Regions from separate parts of the Homo sapiens genome. Here all the other regions are linked to region 2. Evidence: chromatin loops called from intact Hi-C (ENCODE). Cell type or tissue: PC-9. All regions are shown on one strand. Region 1 has its middle 250 kb from the start of MIR5702. Region 2 has its middle 75 kb from the start of MIR5702. Region 3 has its middle 2.9 kb from the start of MIR5702.

The links. A loop is a pair of places that touch in the nucleus more often than their neighbours do. Peaks named below come from ENCODE experiments on the same cell type or tissue, not always from the same donor. Only the 100,000 strongest peaks of a DNase experiment are listed, where the experiment ranks them.
Region 1: it touches region 2 in a loop (5-fold over the local background); 2 of 110 quality-filtered maps call a loop at or near these places.
Region 3: a loop joins it to region 2, with 5 times the contacts of the local background. A loop is called at or near these places in 5 of 110 quality-filtered maps.

Annotation. Positions count from the first base shown.
Region 1 is chr2:226,409,293-226,414,292 of GRCh38, reverse strand. No RefSeq gene overlaps it. Among named protein-coding and RNA genes, the nearest start is that of MIR5702, 250 kb to the left of the region's middle. In PC-9, no CTCF peak of the experiment used is centred here; a DNase peak (open chromatin) is centred at 2,352; H3K27ac peaks cover 1,909 bases.
Region 2 is chr2:226,581,506-226,586,505 of GRCh38, reverse strand. No RefSeq gene overlaps it. Among named protein-coding and RNA genes, the nearest start is that of MIR5702, 75 kb to the left of the region's middle. In PC-9, no CTCF peak of the experiment used is centred here; a DNase peak (open chromatin) is centred at 2,665; H3K27ac peaks cover 494 bases.
Region 3 is chr2:226,659,164-226,664,163 of GRCh38, reverse strand. No RefSeq gene overlaps it. Among named protein-coding and RNA genes, the nearest start is that of MIR5702, 2.9 kb to the right of the region's middle. In PC-9, no CTCF peak of the experiment used is centred here; DNase peaks (open chromatin) are centred at 2,183 and 3,403; H3K4me3 peaks cover 249 bases; H3K27ac peaks cover 2,618 bases.

The sequences.
Region 1 (5,000 bases), 170 kb after region 2:
TTCAAGTTAAAAAAAGAACAAAATATCAACTTGGATTTTAAACTTAGGTGAAAATCACTTTATTTACCAGAAGAAGTTCTCGATCGGTACTTAAAATGAAGAGAAAAAGACTTTTGACTCAAAACTTCGGAAGTTAAATAGACTGTGTTCACCCTCTCCTTCACTATCTCAATGTAGCAAAAGCTGAATCCCCACAGACTACAGAAGCAACTCGAGGCCTCCTTGCACTAAACTTCTGTCATTTATAGCTTCCTCACTAGGACCTCTCAACAAAATCCCTGTCTATTAACCCTACCAGCCAGAGTGAGTCCTGCCATAAGACTGTGAAGCAACAGTGGTTTCTTTAATTCCTGCAATGATCTGTTAATGTCAAATGTTTTCCTGTTTAGCTTCTTATTTGATCTTCTCCATGATCATACAAAGCCATCATTATTATCCCATTTCCAGATGAGAAAAATGAGGATCATGGGGTGACTTATCCAAAATTACCCACTTCATAAGTGGCAAAGCCAGGACAAAACCTGAAGTCTTTGGAATCTCAATTTAAGGGCTTTTTGTACTGTAGTCAGCAATTTTGATTCTCTCATCATCTTTTTCAGGGGTACTTTTCTTTCTAACATTGTGACTGGTTGGTCTGGTATGTCCCTGGATCTCTACTCTTCTAAGAAATGGCAAGAGAAATAGTCAGACTAGAGCCTTCCAGAAACCATCCTGTGAAACAGAAAGCTACTGTCCATCCCTCCACTATAAACATGGATGGTCTGGCTTTCCACGTGCCCATTGTGTCACCTTGGGCAAGTTGTTTAACCTCTATCTGTTTCAGTTTCCTCATCTGTATAGATGGAAATAATAATATTACCTGCCATATAGGGATGTTGAGAGGGAAATGCATGCAATTTGTTTGGAACAGACTGTGTTTGGGACAAAATAAGTAGAGTAAAAATGTTACTTAATATTACAAATTTGCTATCAACTCTAGACTCCAAGCCTGACTTTCCCATGTGACAATATGGTATTTAACTAATTATATAAAAATCATCTGTATATATGCCTCTTTTCAAGGTAATGGAAGAATACAGGAATGAATAAAACTAGTATCTTTCCCCAAGAGGCCTATCATTCAGTAATAAAATTGGGAAATATACACATTTTGTGGGACTTTGAATATCTTTTTTTTTTTTTTGAGTTGGAGTCTCACTCTGTCACCCAGACTGGAGTGCAGTGGGCGATCTCGGCTCACTGTAACCTCTGCCTCCCGGGTTCACGCCATTCTCCTGCCTCAGCCTCCCAGGTAGCTGGGACTACAGGCACTTGCCACCACACCTGACTAATTTTTTGTATTTTTAGTAGAGACGGGGTTTCATTGTGTTAGCCAGGATGGTCTCGATCTCCTGACATCATGATTTGTTCTCCTTGGCCTCCCAAAGTGCTGGGATTACAGGCTTGAGCCACCGCGCCCGGCCTGAATATCTTATATGCCTTAAACCTCCATGAAACCTGGCTCAGTGGCTGCTACACACAAGATACTCAGTGAATAAATATGGAAGAATTGAATATGGTGAGTGAAAAATCAAGATTTAGGGAAAGCTTCCTGGAAGGAGAAACAACATAAGATACGCATGGAGGCCTAAGAAGGATCCATTTAAGAAGTTCATGGTGGTGGATTCATGGGTTCAGGGTCAGTGTATAAAAAAATTGTAAAGATAGATTTCAACCTGGATATTGGATGGTCTTAAATGACATCCTATAGGCTTAAGTGCCATGCAGTACCCAATGGAGGCAAGCAGGACATCAGATGGTTCACAAAAGAATCTGGCGTGATTGGATATGAACAATAGGATCATGTCTTTTATGATTTTGAGGACCATTAGGACTGGTAGTCTGGTATACTAATCTTCACAAGATCAAAACCACTCATCTCGTAAGGTTGCTGAGGGAAATGTTCATGCTTGGGGTCAAATGCAAAGAAAAGCAAAATAATATTTTTTTTTGGTTGGACTTTTTGTCAACAACTCCACAATGCCAATAACTCTGTTAAGATGGGCTTGCAACATGGCATGTAGACAAGAAGCCCAAGAAACCTTCTTGCTGTTCCTAAGCCTAGACTGTAACTTGGATGCTGTGATCCAACTTGCCTCAACGACAATAACTTTTGAGTCTAATGGCTTAAATATACATGAAAGAGCAAGACAACTAGATGACTCGATCTCTTCCTTGTGCAGAAAGGCTTGGGCCACTTCGCTATTCCTTGGCCATAAAAGGAGAAAGAAAGAAAGAAGAAAAGAGCCACACCTGTGGATGTGATGATTAATCCACAATAACCCTGCATGTGTAGGCCAGGCACATGCTTGGAGTCTGACTCATTAAATGTGTGTCCCTCCTCTTAGAAGAGGAAGAAGACATGGGGAAAGTAGCTGTTTGTCTTTCCAGAGGCCTACCTGGAAGTTGGGTTAAGGAAGTTAAACATTAGAGGTAGAAGGAATTTGAGCGAGGTCAGTGTCTGTGGGACTGAACAGTGTCTTTGATTTCAAAGGCATTGAGAATTCTGATTTAATGTTGAAGTGAAAGATGTGGAGACACTGAAGATGTTTATCAGTTTCTAGTCTTCTGTGTCTGGGAGCATGGTGCTGCCATTAACTAAGAGAAGCAATGAAGAGGCTAAGATGACTTCTGTTTTTTTTTTGTAGTTTTAGCGTACCCTTTAAACAAAACACATCTGCTAGTACCCTGAGGCTACCTCAAGGGTAAGCAGAGCATTAAGTTAATTGACAAGTAATATTACAGTGTGAGGAAAAAGGGAAGGATGAATACCACCTTTTATCTTTTCCTAGAAAATAAGTAACAGGAGTGTAGAATTATTCATGAGGCAGGTGAACCTAGGGTCCTGTAGTAAATGGCTGCTTTTTAAGCGTCATTTCTGTGTTTCAGATGATGTCGTAAACTGTCTAAGAGATGCTGAAAGCTTTTTCAGGAAGTATGTAACAAAAGTTTTGAAAGGGGCTAGTCACAGAAATTGATTCCTGTGATGGTTAATTTTGTGTGTCAACCTGACTAGGCCACAGGGTACCCAGGTTAAGTGTTATTTCTGGGTGTGTCTGTGGGGTGTTCCAGATGAGATTAGCCTTGACAAGTTGAATTGGTAAATTTAGTAAGGTAGATCGCACTCCTTAGGGTGAGAGGATAGTATCCAATTCATTAAGGGCCTAAATAGAACAAAAAGAGGAGGAAGGGAAGACGCACCCCCTTCCTGGCTGTCTGTGAGTGCAGGTATGGGTGTCCTACCCTTGAACTTGGATCTTCACCTTTGGTGCCCTGGCTCTCAAGCTTTTGCACTCAAACTGGAGTTACGCCACTGGCTTTTCTGGGCCTTTTGCTTGCACACAGCAAATTCGGGGACTTCTCAGTCTCTATGGTCGTGTGAGCCAAATCCTTACAATCTCTCTCTCTCTCCATATGTATGTGTGTGTGTGTGTGTGTGTGTGTGTGTGTATACACACACACACACACACACACACGCACACACACCAGAGAAACAGAACCAATGTGGGAAGTATATATAAAATAACATATTGGTTCCATTTCTTTGGAGAACTTTAACTAATAAACCCTCCTAGCAGTATTTTCATAGTTTAGCGGAGGGACTTGGCTCTGGGAATTATTTAAAGCCAAACTTAAGTATGTGAGAGAAAAGACACCACTTAAAGTCAACAATAGTACTCAAAAAAAAAAAAAAAAGAAAAAAAAACGGAAAGAAGTAACATGATAATCTGATAATCTGGGCCCATGGGAAAAAAGATATGTATGTGTACCCTGGCATTTTACTTGGAATCAACAACTGAGATAAGAAGTGCTGAAAGGTAGTTGGTATTCCAAATGAATAGTTTAGAAAGACAGGAAAAAGTCTGGACCAGTGATTACTAATGGGTCATGTAATTCAAAACCAAACACCACATGTTCTCACTTATAAGTGGGAGTTGAACAATGAGAACACATGGACACAGGGAGGGGAACATCACACATCGGGGCCTGTTGGGGGGTGGGGGACTAGGGGAGGGATAGCATTAGAAATACCTAATGTAGATGATGGCTTGATGAGTGCAGCAAACCACCATGGCATGTGTATACCTATGCAACAAACCTGCACCTTCTGCACGTGTACCCCAGAACTTAAAATATAACTTAAAAAAAAGATCTTCTTAAAAGCACTATAACATATTAATGAACTGTGATTAAATTAAATAGGGAAGAAATTGGTTATTACAATTCAATCAATCAAAAAAAAAAACCATTCATAGTTAACAGGGGTCAATTCAGGCAGAAATCAGAAGGCCTGAGAGCTGGGTACTTAGGCAGTGATATGGCTGGGGTCCTGTCTCTGCCCAACTCTCATGTGAAATTGTAATCTTCAGTATTGGAGGTGGGGCCTGGTGGGAGGTGATTGGATCATGAGGTTGGATTTCCCCCTTGGTGCTGCTCTTGTGATAGTGAATGCTCATGAGATTTGGTTGTTTGAAAGTGTGTGGCACCTCCCCGCTCCCTCTCTCTTTCTCCTGCTCTGGCCATATGAAGACCTGCCTCCTTCTCTTTGCCTTCCATCATGATTGTAAGTTTCCTGAGGCCTCCCCAGCCATGCTTCCTGTACAGCCTGTGGAACTGTGAGCCAATTAAACCTCTTTTCTTTATAAATTACCCAGTCTCAGGTATTTCTTTAGAACAGTGTGAGAACAGACTAACTAAGAAAAAGCATGCACAGACAATAGCCAAGACCCAAAATGGCAGCTGAAATATGAGGGAGAAGGTAAAGGTGGGGCTGGGACTTCACCACATGGCTGGGGAAAATTGTAAGAACCCAGTGTAGAAGCAGGAAGCAGGACTTTATAAATGAAATAACTCAGTTAGGTGTTTTCATTTGGTTCTTGTTAAAACAAGAGGCAGCCCTCAGGATGAGTTGCCTTAAGCCCTTATTAAAAAAAAATGAGTAAGCTCTTCATGTGTGTGCA
Region 2 (5,000 bases):
GGAATCAACCTAAATGCCCATCAGTGATAGACTGGATAAAGAAAATGTGGTACATATAAACCATGGAAATTACTATGTAGCCATAAAAAGAAATGAGGTCACGTCCTTTGTAGGGACATGTATAGAGTTGGAAGCCACTATCCTCAGCAAACTAATGCAGGAACAGAAAACCAAACACCTCATGTTCTCACTTATAAGTGGGAGCTGAATGACGAGAACACATGGACACATGGGGGGAAGAACACACACTGAGGTCTGTTGGAGGTGAGTGTTGTGGGAGGGAGAGCATCAGGAAGAATAGCTATTGGATGCTGGGCTTAACATCTAGGAGATGGGATGATCTGCGCAGCAAACCAACGTGGCACATGTCTACCCATGTAACGAAACTGCACATCTGGCACATGTACCCCTGAACTTAAACTAACAGTTGAAAAAAAATACTTGGTATCTTACTTCGAAATTTTAGAATATTTTAAAAGAGTTCTTAAAAAAGATTTGAATGTTCTGTTAAGTTCCACTGAAACAAAAGAATTATGTTTTCTAGATCAGTTTCTAAATCTACTGGAAATAATCAGATCTATTTTCACACATTTGTAAGCAAATAAACAAATAAAAGCAGAATGATGAAATAACCAGATTTATTAACCTATGTATGTTTGGCCCCCATGGTCTGGATTCTGTTCTTCTGCAGAACTGTTTTCTCCTTGATCATCTAGTGATTTCTGGTGTAGTGGATTTTTTTTTTTCTAACAGATTTGGTTTTAATGAACTCAGGAACAACGAGGATTATTTGGATTAAAGCTTATTTATCTTCTTCTCTAATTATATTTTTAGAAGGGGACATGGGGTCACTAAATGTGTCTTTCCTAATACTACATTATCTCTCTCTTCCAGAATATCTCCTCAATGTGACTTTTTTTTGGGTTGGAGGTGGTGGTGAGGAGGTGGGGCTTGGGAGAAGAGCTCTTACTAAGTGCTTACTTACTCCCTTATTTTCAATGTGTGGGCTACATGCTTCCCTGTGCTGATCCTGCCAAATTCTGTGCAGAGCTCTTTGATCTCTTCTTGCTGCCTTATATGGGTGTGGGAAGGATGAATTAATTAACACTTATAAAGAGCTTTGAAGATGAAAGTGCTTTGTTAGTGCCACCACATTTCTAGGCTTCTCCCTGTCTCTAGATTTTACTATGTCATGGTCCTCCCTACCTTTCACCCCGGGGCAGACACTGTTTGAACTTGTAGGGATAGTTCACTGGACTTCTAAAGAAAGAGGCCTAGGTTTTGCAATGGAGAATGAAATAGTTCCAATGGAAGCATTCTCATTTTCCTGGACTTGCCAAAACATAGCCAGCCCATTTTAGATCAAACTTCTTACTTAACTTTAGATATTTTTTTTTTTTTTTGAGGTGGGGAGCATTGCAGATGTGTAATGGATTTACACTCCAAACCTTTGTATAACCCAGAATCCCTTTTCCACCATGAGAAAATGTTCAAGTCAGTCATTTTCAGTAAAACCTACTCACTGTTCCCACCCTGGCTGAGCAGAACGCTGGCCTCAGTCATTGTCTCCTGAGATCAGCACCTCTTCTCACTGAGGTTCTAGCCATACTTTTCTGTCTCACTGGAATCTCACATCTTTATAATATCTCTGCTCACTTTTTCTTTAAACCACATAGAGAAAATTACTGTGTCAACATTTTTCCAGTTTGAATGCCTATTCTTATACCAACACACTACCCAGACAGTGGATTGATCACTGATGGGCTCTGGAATGTGGATTTGGTTGACACAAAGATATGACCATAGACTCCACCAAAGATTGTCATGTGAGCGTGGCTCCTCTATGACAGAACCATGAAGTCTAATGCCTTTCCCACTCATGCCTGTAAGCGCTGAGACCAGCCTCAAGGCATTAGTGATCTGTCACTGTCCTGATCTGTCACTACTTTTTTGGATTGACCTGAAATAGCTTTTTGTAAGGGGAAGGATGGAGAACCTTTGCGAAAATTGCGAAGACAGGTAGAATCCAAACCAAATGAGGGCTATATTTCTTCATTTTCAGAGACAGTGGTGAAGATTTGTAAATAGATGGTGTGGCCAAATAAAGTATTGCTTTAGTACATTCTACCTTTATGAAAATGACTCCTTAGTTTGGCATTGCTAAGTGAGTGTTCAGATTTGAGATTTTGCCTGTTTTATTTGTTCTAAAATTTTGTTCAAAAAGAAACTACTTTTTTACATCGTTACGTCATCCCTTATACTCCCTTCTGTTTTCTTCCTTGGTTTAAAAAAACTTTATAGAATTATTATTATGATCATTACTATTTACAGAGCACCTGTAACATGCCAGGCATATACTAGATGCTTTTCTTCCAGTATTTCATTTAATTCTCACTACAGTTATCTGAAGTAGATTTGACTAGTTCCATTTTATTAATGGGAAAAATGAAGGCTTAGAAAAGTTACTAATTTGCCCATGGAGCTTGTAAATGGCAAGACTGAGATCTAAACCCAGGCCAGAGTGAATCCAGAGTCCATGCCCAGAGTCCACGCTCCAGCTAATATTCTACCCTCTCAAAGACTATGTTTACTGTAGCAGTAGAAAGTGTATTCTCCTCTGATGCATAAAATGCAGGAAGGACTTTACAATCCACTCCAATGAGTCATCTAGCATAGTGGAAATTCTTCAAGATTTTTCTAGCTGATTTTCTAGTCAGTACACTGAGTACTGGCTGGGGTGATGTTGAAGAAGCTTCTTAACCTCTTTGAGGTTCAATATCTCCACTTCTAAAATGGGGCTAATGATAATACCCAGCACATGGGAATTTTGCTATGTGATTATATACATGCAATGGATGGTGAATGGTGAGTTGCTAAGTCAATGCTGTTAGTAAGCAACTGCGTTATTCTTGATGAGAGATCATGAAACTCTGAACTAAAGACACCTGAAAGGAGGCAACATATATGAGAGAAACTCCTTGGGAAAAGGACGTGAATGAAAGAGAGGACTTCAACATGAAGCATCACTGGGAGGTAGAGGCAATTTAACTGAGGCAAGAATCACAGGACAAGGGACAGGCTTGTCGGGGGGAGGCGGATAAAGACTTCAGTTTGGAACACTTGGGTTTGAGGTGATGGGAGAATTTTTATGTAGATATGCTTACCAGGACTTTGCCAAATAACACACTTCTCCTCAAATTCTTGCTCCAGTTGGCTCTTGGTGAAACTCAACCCAAAACACTGAGTAACCCAATCAATAGCTCTATCTTGCTCTTGAGTGGATAAGATACATGCAAGATTTCACTTGATATTGGTCTGAGCAGTGTTCATTCACTGGCACTAGTAACTCAACCAGCATTAAATCATTCCATAGCTGAGAAGAAGTTTGATCAAAAGGACAGAAGATAGAGTTAAAGATGTGGGTTTAGGTGCCAAAAGCAGAAAGAAGATATTTTGAGATATCAAAGTGGATGAGAATGTCAAGGAGGAGAATACAAAGTCAGAAGCAAATTCTAGTTAGAGAGTCTTGTGAAAGCCTACATGTAAAGAACAGGCATTTAAAGGAAATCCAGAGAAGACAAAAGGCAGAGAAAAACTAGGGAATGAATTTCAGAACAAACAAGGGAGAAGAGTTTCAAGTAAAGGTTGACATCAGTGTTGAGTTCTGCAGGGATGACAAGGATCAAAGGACTGTGAATTTGCAATTACGAGAGTGTTGGAAACGTCTGAGAAAAGAGTTTATGAAGAGTAGTGAGAGCTGAAGCTGCATTTCAAAGGGCTATTGAAATACCGGGGCCAGGGAATGAGCTCTACTCAGTCCAATCTCAAGTGAAATCTTGGGCATATCTTATCCATTCAGGAGCAGGAGGGACCACTTGGTTGGGTTGCTCAGTGTCTTGAGTTGAGTCTCACCAAAAGCTGACTCCGGTCAGGATTTGGTGAGGAGTAGTGTATTTGGGAGGTGATGCCAGGAAGAACCAAGAGAAGAATGGGGACTTGAGGCAGAGAAGGGAAAAAACAATACAGGATGTTAATGATTAAGTTGATATGGGCATTTGGGGCTCATTTCTGCTGGGGACATCTTGGAGACGATATAAAATATGCCTTGGACATGAGCCCTTTGAGCAGTCAGGTAACTGAAAGTGTTTATCCTCCAATTCTTGCTTGTATTGACTAAGGGTTGTTCTCAGAGTGTCAACCCTGGCCCCTCTGACCTAGCCTGTGTCTGCAGAGTGCAAAAAACGAAAAAAACAAAAAACAAAACAAAACAAAAAAACACCACAGATAGGGTTACAAATGCATGCAATACAAAGCTGTTAGTGTTTATGGTGAGTGCAGAGGGAAGTGGCCAGGTTCTGCTATAATTAGGGATGGAAACAAGGAAGGAAGAGACTAAGGAAAGCAAAGGACTGAGAGATTAACATTTACTGAGTGCCGAATATGCACGGGATACTGCATATGTTAGCATGTGTGTGTGTTTCAGCCTCACGTAGTCCTCATGATTTCCATTTGAAGAAACTGAAATTCAGAGAGATTAACTTTGCAATGAGCAACAGAGACCCAGTTCTTTATTAGGTCACCTAAAGATCAAGCTACTCCACCATTCAGCAAGTAAATGTGGGGTGTTAATGTGGGCATAGTCAAAATAGTGGCCTGTGGTGTGTTTGGACAGATCATCTCATCGGAATGGTGCTCTTTGTTTCTGAATTTGTGCTTTCATTCCTTCCCTCATTTGGAAGGAGTAATTAATAGCTTGGTTTTAAAAAGATCCCCTGCAGGTTTACGGGCTGCACATGGAAATCAAAATAACTAAAAGAATAATGAAATTGTGTTAACAAAGGATATTATTATCTCTTCTAATTATTTATGTTGTTAGAAATTTGAACATAAGATTTGCTATGATTATCCTGGAATGCTGAAAATGGAAATTACTTGTCGATGTACTCATCCTGTCCCACTAAGGTGTCCCTCTCTACCCTTTCCTTGTGTTCTTCCTGGAG
Region 3 (5,000 bases), 78 kb before region 2:
CAGTTGAATTATTATCCTGCTGAATATGTTTTGATAAACATAAGAATGCTTTCTTTGAGAGATAGGTGCAGGAATTGGTCCAACATCAGATATGGCCTATCCAGGGGATCAGATAACGTTTCTCACATCTTTTATTTATTTATTTATTTATTTATTTATTTTTAATCTTTGCTTTGCTATGTTTTGTTTTCATCTACCAGCGGCTCTTTTTCCACATGGCAGGAAATATGGATCCTGGCAACTCCCTCTGGGTCATTTGTCCTACTCTTTCCTTTTGCTCCTGGGCACACAATTAGACTATTTTTCCTGGCCTTCCTTGCAATTAGGTGGGCGCATACAATGGTTTCTGATTAATGAGAGGTGGGCAGAAGAGATGCGTGTCACTCCCTCCCAGGAGTCTTCACCTCAGGTCTCTTTCCCCCAGCTGCCAGGAAGCTGCAGGGGATTCAATGAGGACTCCATGGTTTAGGGGATACAGGGAGACTTGGTGGAAGGCCACCAGCATATACCCACATTGGGCCATTAAGTGAGTAAACAAGCCAACAAAAACCGACCTCTACAGTGTTAAGCCACTACAATTTTGGTGTTGTTTGTTACAGCAGTTAGCTTGCCCTGGCTAATACACTTCTCATGATCCATATATCAGTATCCATTTTCAAAAAAATATCTCATTACTTCAATTTGGGTCACTTGACTACTCTCTGGACTAATCAGAGTTTCCAGGAAGTTGGGGGAAGGTAGGGACTTTTAACCCCCAGCAGAAACATGTGGAATGGGAATAGATGGTTTATAAGATGAAGAAAGAAGGGACAGGAGGAAAAAGAAAAGATGACATGGCAGTTGTTACAGGATCAACCCTAGAAGGCAAGGCATCTGCTATGATTTGAATGTGTCCTGCAAAAGTTTATGTGATCCACAATGCGGCAGTGTTGAGAGGTGGGACATCTGAGGGGTGATGGAGTCATTATTGGATTAATGGATTAATAGGCAATTGAGGGAGTGGGTTAGTTATCACAACAGTGGGTCTGTTAAAAAAGCCAGTTTGGTTGTCTGTCATGAAGTCCTTGCTATGTAATGCCCTGCACCACCTGGGTTCCCTGCAGAGTCCCCTCCAGCAAGAAAGCCCTCGCCAGATGCAGCCCCTCAACCTTGGATTTCTCAGCCTCCAGAACTATAAGAAACAAGTGTTTTCTCTTTATAAATTACCCAGTCTCAGTCATTTGGTTATAGCAACAGAAAATCAGCTAAGACAGCATTGGAGTCCAGACTCAGCTGTGCCATAACCTATGTGTGCAGCCCTGGGCCTGGTACTCACCCAATATGGGCCTTGCCTCCTTGGTACCATAAAAGAATTGGTTTAGATGGTCTTTCATGCCTTTTTAAACTTTGAGATTATTTAGTCATAAAATGATCAAAAATTAAACTGGACAGATTCTACTCTTTTCTGGGTAGACTGAGTGGTACTTCAGAGGATCTTTCTGCCCCTCATTTTCACAAGTGTCATGGGAAACATGGGTCTTTGCCACCCATTCTCGGCACTGTCTTCTACTAGGCCAGTGAATCCAAGCGACGGCTGTGGAAGGTGCACATCCAGAGTATTGCAATCACCCACGTGCCAGGCAGAGGAAAAACACAGGTGGCTCTTCTGCTGCCTCTGCACCTGCAAGGCAGATGATCTCTCATCACAACTTAATTCTCAGACAGGGTGCTTTGAATGGAGGCAGCAAGGGAGTCCAGGGTCAGAGCTGTTTCCCTTGTGGATGGTTTCCGTGGTGGCCCCATCTCAGAGATCTCCATCTGTCTTCCTGAACAGTGGGTGTTCTGGAGGAAATAGTTATCCTGCACACTTGATGGATGGATATTTACTCAGGAAGGGGATTTATTCCAGATTTAGAGATGGCAGAGGCAGGTCAGTTCCATCGTGGGCAGCCATGTGCAGTGGCCTTGTGGGCAGAACTGAGAACAGAGGGACCCAGTGAGAGGACATTTCGAGGAGCATGCCATATTGTCCTGAAAGGGGCCAGGCAGTGAGAAATGACATTTAGAGGGATTTATAGGCAAAACAACAAGGTGCTAAAAATAAACAGTAATACTCATGCAGTGAGTCACTTTAGAGGCATGTATAAATTCTTCGCTGACACCGTAAGAACGTGGGAGAACTTAGCACATGAGGAGAGAGCGGGGAATGGAATTGGCGTGGACGGGGGAGGCGCAGATGACCTGCTAGTTGGTTCTGGCTAGATGATCTCTGCCCCACTTCTGTGAGGAGGCATCTGTAGTCACAGATAGAAGGAGTGGTGGTATTTTTAAAGTGAACTGTTGCGATGATATCTGCTTAGCTTTCTCATGCTAATCTCTTTCTGTGGTAAGTCCTTCTAAAGTTATTGATTCATAGCAGGGGTTGCACTTTAAATCTAAGGGATCTCTGCATGTTAGGAAGATTAAGGGGTGGGGAGTAGAGTTCACACACGTTGGCATGAGGGGCCACATTGTGTCTTGGGAGAAGGATGTCGTTGAGAAAAAGGCTGGGTTCGTGTTCTAAGTTCAATAGAAAACAACTCAGCATTCTGGGGGCAGGGTTAGTGTACAGGAACTACTCTCTTGGTGACTTTTTGGAAACGGATCCTATAAACACGTATTTGAGCTGGTGGGGTGTGTGTGTGTGTGTGTGTGTGTGTGTGTGTGTGTGTTTGGAAACGAAACACATGGGGAGAGTGACATTCATTAAAAATGTCTGGCCGAGCGTGGTGGCTCACGCCTGTAATCCCAGCACTTTGGGAGGCTGAGGCAGGTGGATCACGAGGTCAAGATATCGAGACCATCTGGCCAACATGGTGAAACCCCGTCTCTACTAAAAATACAAAAATTAGCCGGGCGTGGTGGCATGCACCTGTAGTCCCAGCTACTCGGGAGGCTGAGGCAGGAGAATCGCCTGAACCGGGGAGGCGGAGGTTGCAGTGATCCGAGATCGTGCCACTGCACTCCAGCCTGGTGACAGAGAGAGACGCTGTCTCAAAAAAAAAAAAAAAAAGTCTAAGGCATTCTTTCCTCCCTTAATTCCTTTCCTTCCCTAATTATTTGTTGAGCACCTACTATGTTCCAGGGCTGGCACTTGTCCTTGGAGCCTAGTGATAGGTACTCATCCTGCTTATATTTGAGGGGAACAAGATCCAGATGTACAAGGTAAAGCAAGCAAATGTCAGCTGGTGATGAAGACATAATCAGGTTAATGAAACTGACAGGGATTAGGGGCATGTGGGGGTGGGATTTCTTGGTGAAACTTGAGAGATGACAAAGAGCCAACCCTGCAAGGAGCAGAGTGTTTCAAGCAGTGAGAATGATGATTGCAGAGGCCCCAAGGAGGGAAGGAATTGGCATGCTCTGTGACCTGAAAGGAGGCCAGAGAGGATGAAGCAATAATGAACAGGGTTAGAGACAGGAAGTGAACTGGTCATTTGGAGCAGGGTTTCTCAGCTGCAATGCTACTATTGGCATTTGGGACTGGAAAATTCTGTTGTTGGGAACCAGGCTGTGTATTAGACGACATTTTGCAGCATTCCTGGCCTCTACCCACTAGATGCAAGTAGTTTTCCCCCAGCTGTGACTGCCACAAATGTCCTTTGGAGTTGAGAATGACTGGTTTGGGCTGTAAGCCCACCAAAAGGGAGGTGGGACCCCAAAGGAGAGTTACTAAAATGTCAAACAAAAAAGGCGATGGGTAATTTTATGTATCTGCTTGTCTGGGACACAGTACCCAGAAATTTGGTTAAACATTTGGATGTTTCCTCGAAAATATTTTTTAAATGAGATTAACGTTTAAATGAGTAAGTGCTGAGTAAAGCAAATTGCCCTCCATAATATGGATGGGTCTCATTTACCCAGTAGAAGGCCTTAAAAAAAACAAAGACTGACCTCCCCACAGAAGACAGAATTCTGCCAATAGACTGCCTCCGAACTCTGCAGTGTCATCTCTTCCCTGGGTCTCCAGCCTGCCGGCCTACTCTGCAGATTGGGGACTTACCCAAATTCCCTAAAATTGCACACCAGACCCCACTTTCTTTATACACACACACACACACACACACACACACACACTTTCCCTTTCTGTCTCTCTCTCGCTATTGGTTCTGTTTCTCTGAATATATATATATGTATAAAATACACACACAGACACACACAAACACAGACATACACTCTCTTTCTATTTCTCTCTCGCTATTGATTCTGTTTCTCTGAATATATATATATATATATATATATACATACACACACATATATAATACACACACAGACACACACAAACACAGACACACACACTCTATTGGTTCTGTTTCTCTGAATATATATACACACACACACTATACATGCACACACACTCACACATTTCTCATCTCTCTCTCTTTCCTATTTTCTCTGTTTCTCTGGAGAATCCTGACTACTAGACTACTACAGTCACTATTCTTCTCACTTTGGCACTGAATCCAGGGATTCCTGTGACCATTGTGTCGGGCGGTGCCTGGTAGGTGGAGCTGGCAGTGGAAGTGGCTGAAGCCACCGTATAGCCTCAGGACCCCCACAGAGAACACACACTTTGGCCGGGAGCGCAATTTTCTTGTTGTGGGGCCCAGAGCAGGGCTGGCAATGAGGCCCTGTCCAAAGCCTCACAGTTCAGAGAGGCCTCATGGAAAGACGGTAGGAAATAGCTGCAGTAAGGACAGGACAGAGGGAATTGGATGGTTTCTGGTGCACCTGAGGTCACCCCTGGGAACACTCTTACTAATGAGTAGATAGGATTTTCAGTGGGGCTAGAGATATATGAGAGGAGGTGACAGTCAAGGAGATAGGGCCACTGCTATTTTGTGGTGATATTTTTACACCCAGGCTGATGTAGGGGAACTGAGGATGGAGACAGAGGAGAAATATCTCAATGTGAGTGTGACTTAATTATCTGGTGGTCCTCAAATGGTGCACAGATAAGTACAGACTATGTACTTGCAACC